Regions from separate parts of the Mus musculus genome. Here region 1 is linked to region 2. The links are chromatin loops, found by intact Hi-C in ENCODE. Cell type or tissue: gastrocnemius. All regions are shown on one strand.

The links. A loop is a pair of places that touch in the nucleus more often than their neighbours do. Peaks named below come from ENCODE experiments on the same cell type or tissue, not always from the same donor. Only the 100,000 strongest peaks of a DNase experiment are listed, where the experiment ranks them.
Region 1: a loop joins it to region 2, with 5 times the contacts of the local background. A loop is called at or near these places in 1 of 42 quality-filtered maps.

The regions. Positions count from the first base shown.
Region 1 is chr7:45,339,460-45,343,459 of GRCm38, forward strand. It overlaps Ppfia3 (protein tyrosine phosphatase, receptor type, f polypeptide (PTPRF), interacting protein (liprin), alpha 3), which reads right to left. Exons shown (of 30, transcript NM_029741.2): 24 at 2,867-3,042; 25 at 2,228-2,325; 26 at 1,610-1,785; 27 at 1,459-1,527; 28 at 1,116-1,287; 29 at 730-801; 30 at 1-558. The coding sequence ends at 743. Among named protein-coding and RNA genes, the nearest start is that of Hrc, 6.2 kb to the left of the region's middle. In gastrocnemius, CTCF peaks have their summits at 221 and 2,032; DNase peaks (open chromatin) are centred at 226, 470, 1,375, 1,877 and 1 more place; H3K4me3 peaks cover 1,883 bases; H3K27ac peaks cover 1,730 bases.
Region 2 is chr7:45,390,989-45,394,988 of GRCm38, forward strand. It overlaps Snrnp70 (small nuclear ribonucleoprotein 70 (U1)), which reads right to left. Exons shown (of 10, transcript NM_009224.5): 2 at 3,671-3,827; 3 at 1,275-1,337; 4 at 1,091-1,145. The coding sequence starts at 3,817. Among named protein-coding and RNA genes, the nearest start is that of Snrnp70, 2.8 kb to the right of the region's middle. In gastrocnemius, no CTCF peak of the experiment used is centred here; no DNase peak of the experiment used is centred here; H3K4me3 peaks cover 1,699 bases; H3K27ac peaks cover 2,255 bases.

The DNA.
Region 1 (4,000 bases), 52 kb before region 2:
CCCTGACCCTTGGGCACAGACACCGCCATAGCACGGGGGCGGGGAGGCCCCGGGGAACACGAGACAGGGGGGAGGGTCAGGGAACCCCGCTTGCAGATGACCCGGAGGACTGGCGACAAGACGCAGCGGGGCAGGACTGAGTGGCACGGGGCTGGGGAATGGGGCGAGGCTTGTAGCAGCGAGTCTCCCCTCCCCTCCTAGCGGACGGAGAAGGAAGACTTGGGCCCCGCGACTGGGCAATAGAAAGGGGAGGGGTGGCATCTCCCCGCATGCGGCCCGAGAGGGAAGCCCCGCCCCCTTTCCGCAGGTGCAGGGCGCCTGACTCCCATTCGAAACGGATCATCAATAAATTACAAAGTTGAGAAAAGGGAGACGGAAGTTTGGGGTGGGATTTCTTCCTGTCCTCTTCTTCGGCTGCCCCCTTTCAGTCCATTTCTTATGGTTTGGTCCAGGCCCAGTCCATTTGGGAGGCGGGAACACGCACACCCGGCTGGTATGTATAGGTGGTGCAGTCCGTAGGGCGAGCTCCCTCACGGCGGTCTCCTGCTAGACAATGCTCTGGAAAGGAGGGAAAACGGCCCAGCCTTCGGAGGGGTCTTCATAGGAGTGAGAATGAGGTCACTTTCATTGAGGTCAGACAGTTCACAGAGTGGGAACCATCTGGCACGCCATCCCGCGTTCCCGTTGTACCACCCTGAACCCCCCAAAATCACCTAGCAGAGTACTCACCTGGAGGTGCACACTAGCAGGAGTAAGTCCGGACCGAAACACCATCTGCTCGCGAACTCCCAGAAGTCTGGCCTGGAGAGAGTAACAGCGCTTTAACCTGGAACTACCCTAGTCTCCCCCAAGAAATCCCCCAATACTGGAGATTGGCCACGGAATTGCTAGTCAAAAGCCCTCCACTGAGCCACACACCCACAGTTTCTCATTGTGGGATTCTAGGCGGTTCCTTCACCAGTGAGCTACATGTCCAGCCTTCTTTTTACTTTTGGAAGCAATCTCACTAAGCAGCCCTGACTGTCTTGAACTCTCCTGTAGCCCAGGCAGGTAGGCTAGACCAGATAGATGGAAGGTGAACAAGATCTGGACTGTTACTTTTAAGAGTCCCTTACCTTCAGGCTGCAGTTTGCGGAGAGGAAGCCCGGGAGAGCCTAGGGCTCCTGCGGCAGCTGAGCGAAAGTTGGGGGGTAACATCTCGGCTGAATCGGGGGTTACACCCCGGAGGTCCTTCTCGCGGAACATCTTCCTCCAGGATGGGGAGCGGCTGAAGGACTTGGCACTGTCCTAGATGTACAAGAGGAGCCAAGGTGAGGGAGGCGGGCACAAGTTCCCATTAATCGTGACCCTCGCTAAATTCAGCATCCAATCACAATTGGTTGGCAATGCCAAGCCCCACCCCTTCAGCGCTGATCTGTAAGTGCAACTTGGGAAACTAGACCTCATTGCCACGCCCACCTCATCCAGCCGTCTGTCTGTGCCTAAGGAGATGAGGTTACTGAATTCTTTCTCCAGCAGTTGCCGAGCCTGGAAAAGAAAAGGGGAAAGAGGTTAGTTGGAGCATACAGGTGGGGGTGCCCAGCATGTTTGAGGACCAGCCAAAGCTCACTTGTGCATTCTGCGTAGGTATCTGTAGAAGCAAGGCCAGATCGGAGTAGTCGAAGGTTTCATCCAGAGCCAACAGTGCGCCGTGCACCCCACTCTCCGTGAGATTCGTAGCAAATTCCTTCAGGCCAAGACCAGACACCCAACCCATGACCCGTTCGTTGGACCACACCATCACGTCTGGAGAAGAAAGGGACTCTTAACTGTGCACCTCCCAGCGGCCAGCCTTGCCAAATTGGCCTAACTCCACCCTCATTTCCATGCCTAGCTAAATCTCTATGCTGGCTCCATCCCTCATCTTCTGGCCAACTAGGCTTGTTACTCCCTTTTCCCTCCCTAGCTACTCTCCACACTGGTTCTACTCAATATTTCTGGGAACAGCGCCTCCTAGAGAACAGGTTCATATTCTCTCTTAGCCAAGCCCCTATTTCCGGCTCCACCCCTTGCGTGATAGCGCGCCCCAGTGGCCATGCCCAGCTAGTCTACATAACATCACACTCAGTTTATTATCTAGCCACGCCCCCAGGGTGGTTCCACCCTGTTTCCAGTAGTTCTTGGTTTCTCAGGCTTTCCATCTTCCAGTTTGTCTCTCCACGTCCACATGGCCCCCGGGGGACCTCACCTCTGATTTGGGTCTGGCTTTCTTCCCTCCTCCGCTCCAGGTCCTTCCGGTCATAGTTGAGCCGCTTCAGGCACATAATACCATAGTGCAGACTAACCCTGAGCAGTGGGAGAAACTGAATCACCTAGGAGTCTTCCCATGGCCACTATTGTTGTTCTTATAGAACTCCCTCCCTCCCTCCTTTCCTCCCTCCCTTCCTCCCTCCCGGGAGTGTGTGTGTGTGTGTGTGTGTGTGTGTGTGTGTGTGTGTCTGTGTGTGTGTGTGTGTGTCTGTGTGTGTCTGTGTGTGTCTGTGTGTCTGTGTGTGTGTGTGTTATCCATACTAGGCAAAGGCACAAATCCCCAGTGCCTACTGGTTACTGTTTCTCTCTCTGTCTCCCTCTCTCTCCAAGATCTTTTAACGCTTCCTGGACTAAAACTCACTCTGTAGCCCAAGCTAACCTCAAACTTGCAGTCCTCCGGCCTCCCCCAGTAGCAGATCACCAGGACCACATCAGATATCGGTTTTTCTATGAACCACCCATCTTTGGTTCAAGGCGCACCAAGAGAAAATTTGATGGGACTTCCTATTGGTCAAAGCCTCTCTAGGGGTGTGACTTCTTCCCCTTGGGCTGTTCTCATTGGCCAGGCAGCCCCCACCTGTGGAAGCTGTCCACCATCTTGAGTTGGCCTCGCAGTTCCTTCTTGTTCAAATGGTCCAACATCCGCGCATCAACTAGCGACTCCATGAAGTAGCTTCGGTACTGGGGCAGCCCAAGGCTGGGCAGCCAGTCGTTCCCCACCCACTCGTGGTTCATGTCGCCATATGCCAGGATCTGGGGCCATGGGCAGGTGAGGGAAGGGGTCAGGCCCTCTTGTCCCTTCCCATATGTATAGGGAAAGGATATAATTCAGCCCCCATCCCAATTAGTTCTCTCCCCACCACAGAACAATCTGGCCCCACCACTGGGAACGCTGGACCAGATGAGGGTCTCATGTAGCCCAGGCTAGCTTCAAACTTCGGGTGAAGCTGAGAATGACCTTCGACTCTAGATCCCCCTGCCTCCACCCTTTTGGGTGCTGGGTTACAGATGTGTACCCCATATTCCAGGCTGGTGCTGGAACCTAAGACTCTATTCTAGGCAAGGGCTCCACCAGCTGCCCCCACCCCCAGCCCTGAAGGTCCGCATCCACTCCGCCCAAACATGACTACACCCAGAACGTCAGGGCTTCAGCGTGGCTCTCTTGCCACCCACAGACATCACTGCTGCACTACACGGAAAATACTAGTTCAAACAGTCCTGTATAGGATATGGCTATGAGACAAGCCTTTTGCAGTTTTAGGGCAAGGAAACAGACCAAAGCTCAACTGGGTGCCTCCACCCCTGGCAAGCTCAAGTCAGGCACCCTGTGTCTCTCTTCTCCAGGCCACGGTGTATTGTGTCTTCCCCACCTCGCACTGGCCTGGCCCACCTCGAGGCCACCATAACTAGCACAGCTGACACTGTGCCAAGCCCCTGAATGGTGCAGGCAGCCCTCTTCCCCAATCTCTCAATGCAGACCCTCACATCACCGGGCAGTTCCTTCTGGCTTCAGCAATCCCACAGTCCCCAGCTTCCGAGCAACCCACAGGCATGGAATGATAGCCCGTGCACCAGGCTGGAGGTAGACACTGAGGGCCTCCACTTTGTTGTCCCCCCCACCCCCCACAACACACACTAAGTCACTATGAACACAAGAACTAGGAACAGCTGAGCTCCACGCTGCAGCCTTCCCCTCCGGGGCAGGGACTTA
Region 2 (4,000 bases):
GAGCACTGGTTGCTCTTCCAGAAGGCTGGAGTTTGATTCCCAGCTGCTGCAAAACAAGTCATAACTGTCCAACTGCAGTTACAGGGAATTCTATGCCCTTTTCTAATACTCTCATACATATATAAGAAAAATTAATAAAACATACAAGAAATGTAAAAAGGGGGGCTGGAGAGATGGTTCAACAGGTAAGAGTACTGAATGCTCTTCCGAAGGTCTTGAGTTCAAATCCCAGTAACCACATGGTGGCTCACAACCATCCGTAATGAGTTCTGACACACTCTTCTGGGGTGTGTGAAGACAGATACAGTGTACCTGTATACATAAAATAAATAAATCTTTTTTTTTTTAAAGAAAGAAATGGGGGCTGGAGAGATGGCTCAGTGGTTAAGAGCGCCGACTGCTCTTCTGAAGGTCCAGAGTTCAAATCCCAGCAACCACATGGTGGCTCACAACCATCCGTAACGAAATCTGATGCCCTCTTCTGGAGTGTCTGAAGACAGCTACAGTGTACTTACATATAATAAATAAATAAATAAATAAATCTTAAAAAAAATGTAAAAAGGAAACCCTGGTGTTGTTATAATTTCTGACCCCAATAAGCTGGTATACAATCCAGTTCTTATAATTATAAGCTATAAGCCTAGATCAGGCAGACCTAACACTACACTAACTTGTTCCCCAGGTTTAAGACCCCTCACTACTGGCAATATATGGCTCTGCTCCATCATAGCTTCCTCCTCTTCTTCAGTCCTCGTCCTCTTTTCCTCTCTACCTGCCCCCACCGTCAAAGACCTCCCATCCCACCTTTCTCCTCAACTGCCCAATCACAGGCTCTAGCCTTTACTGACTAGTTAAAGCTGGGGAGAAGGTTCACAAGAGATCAATTGCTTGTAGGGGAAAAAGAATTAACATCAAAATACAAATCACCAGGACAACCCACAAAGGCCAATCCAAGTGCAGTGCAAGTGGTTGCTAGGAAAGTGACCCCAACTCTGCTTCTCAAGCTCCCAAGAGAAGAGCCCCACAAGTGACCTGGGAAGAGGATGAAAATGAGACTGAAGGGGAAGATTGCTAGGAGGGAGAACCTTACACATTTTCAGCTCTGTCTCCACTTCCTGCTGTCGCCGTTCAATTTTTTCCCGTCTCTGCCAGTAGAAAAAAGAAGTAAAGTAAGTGTACCCAGAAGTATCTTCATTTCAGGGACCATCTGGAAAAAAGTAGCTAAAAAAATACAACAAGCCAACCCAAAAGACTCAGAGGTAAAAACAGCATACCTTTCTCTCCATGCGTTCTTCCCGGGTTTCTGCTCTTGTTGGAGGAGGAGCATCTCGAGGGTCCTAGAAACAAGAAAGGTGACAGGGAAGGAATGCTGATGGAATAGCAAGGCGTACCACAACAAAGACTCTCTCATACACCTTCCCAACACAAATGCCAGAAGTTCCCTATAAAGGGGAGGAGTGGTCCAGATTGGGTATACTCCAAGGACCAATGCTGACCAGGCTGCCGCACACCTGCGGCATAGTCACAGAGACACCTCCAGTGTTCAGAAACTTCTGCCCAGTCCAAGTAACTTTATGTCTACTACGCATAATTTTTAAAAAACCAACAAACAAACAAACCTGTCTGATTTTTGAAGGTCTTTAAAAAAAAAATAAACAGAAACAATTTCTTTGTATTTACCAAAAGCATCAATTTCTGGGCAATGGTAGCACACACCTTTACCAGCACTTGAGAGAACTGGCAGGCTGATCTCTGAATGGGAGTCCAGCCTGGTCTACAGAGCAAGCTCAGGACAGGGTAAAAAAAAAAAAAAGAACATCAGTCTAAATGCCTATAGCCATTTGACATGATGTAGATGTCATAGCTGTAAAATATAATACCAAAGCTGCATAGTTCCTTCCATAGCCAAGAATCCTGTCACTTTCCACAGTTCCAAATATGATTTACAGACAGCCAAAAGCTAGAAATATGCCTGAAATAATGGTGGACAGGGCAGACCTCCAAAGCAAGACAATCTGCAAAGACATAGCAAGTCATAAAATGATACCTCTCCAGGCTATCATTAAATGCTAATTGGCACATGACCTGCAAAAAGGGTACCCCTGAGCTATATCCATTAAATTAAATATTTATTGTATAATAACATTTCTCAAGTAGAGGTTTACCAAGGTAGGCAGACAAATATTACTAAAGAATCACCTTTCTGTTATCTAGTAAATTCTGCTTTTCCTACTCAATATCAGAATGTTCCTCCTAAGACTTGTGGTTATATGGCAGTATTCCTTAGGTTTGCTCTGAAGGTGGGCATGACAAACTTTCTGCATAAAAGAACTGACTCCAAGAAGCTCAAGTGACTCAGATTAAGTCATATGTACTCAGCAAGTAGAGCCAAACCCCTAGCTCCCAGCTGTGAGCACTGCAAGATGCTATAGTGTTCAGCACTAGTAAACACTATCCTCTTCTAAAAATAACCTTACTTTTACATTATTTATTTATCTGTTTGTTTATTTAGCTAAGGATGTATGTGCGTATCACTGTGCACATAGAGATCAGAGGACAGCATGCTAGAGCATACCCTCTCCTTCCATATTGTGGATTCTAGGAACAGAACTCGGATTTCTTGGCAGCAATCACCTTTTACTGCTAAATCATATTGTCTACGCAACCTTGTCCTCTTAAAGACAAAAAAACAGTAACTACATTGACAAGCATTGATATTTACTGCCTTATTCCAAACCCTTTAACATAAATTCTGTGACTCAGCTCTCTACTGGTTTCATCTTACTGCTACCTCTTGCTAAAGGCCAACCTAACCAATGCGTTAAACATTATGTTTTCTGGGTTAGTGGCAGATACTTATAATTCTAACTCTTTGAGTACAGTAAGCATCAAGAGTTCAAGTTTAGCCTTAGTGACAAGGAGAAATCTACAAGACCATGAAAGAATGTATTCCCCCCACCCCCCAGCCAAAGAGTCAAAACAACAACAACCCACAAACAAAACAAAATCGACAGAGGTGGATCACCTAACCCTGGAGAGGCAAAGGCAAGCAGATCTCTTGAGTTTGAGGCCAGCCTGGTCTACAGAGTGAGTTCCAGAACAGCCAGGGCTACACAGAGAAACCCTGTCTGGGGACTTAGGAGTCAGGGTGGAGACACAATTGCCAATGTAACCAATTTGGCCAATCACTTGGGCTAGGGACTACCACATCCATACAAAAGATATTCTTAACCCTACAAGGAAATGAGCCGCTCCTGGAAGCACACACCCATTACATGCAGCATTTACATGACTGAGAAAGGACTGCCATAAGATCTAAGCTACACAGCAAAACCGTATCTCAAAACTCAACGAAAAGAGGTTAGCACTATGGTTCTGCAGGCTAAGGCTCTTGCAGCCACGCCTGACAACCTAGGCTTCATCTCTTGGACCCACAAGATGGAGAGAATGGCCTCTTTCAAGCTGTCCTCCGACATTCACAGATTTGCACATACACCCACATATACAAAAGTATAATTAAAAAAATTAAAATGCACACAAAAGCACAAAACATGATCAGAAAACGTAAAAGCCACATGTGTGAACCACACAACTAAAACTGTTTTGAAGCCGAATGCCTCAGGGTAGCCTGCCCCATCCAGAGCTAAACCCTCCCTCCCAACATGCTCACCTCAAACTCTCGGATGTATGGTGCAATGCCACAGTAAGGTTGGTTATGGTGTTTTTCATGTGGCAGCTTTTCCAGGGGTGGCAGGTATGGGATGGGATCTCGGGGTGCAAAAAGGGCCAGAAGGTTGGGAGGCAGAAACTGTGTCATCTTGCCAAATCTAAGACCAGAAACGTTATGTTAGCATACTTTACTTAGCACTGCTTTCTTTTAGGCCCCCTTCACCCAAAACAAACAAACAAACAAACAAACAGGTGTGAGATTTGGAGACGGATGCTGCTATCCTGGTCAAGGGAGTGACCAACATCTGCTTGAAGAAAAGCTCTTGGTAAG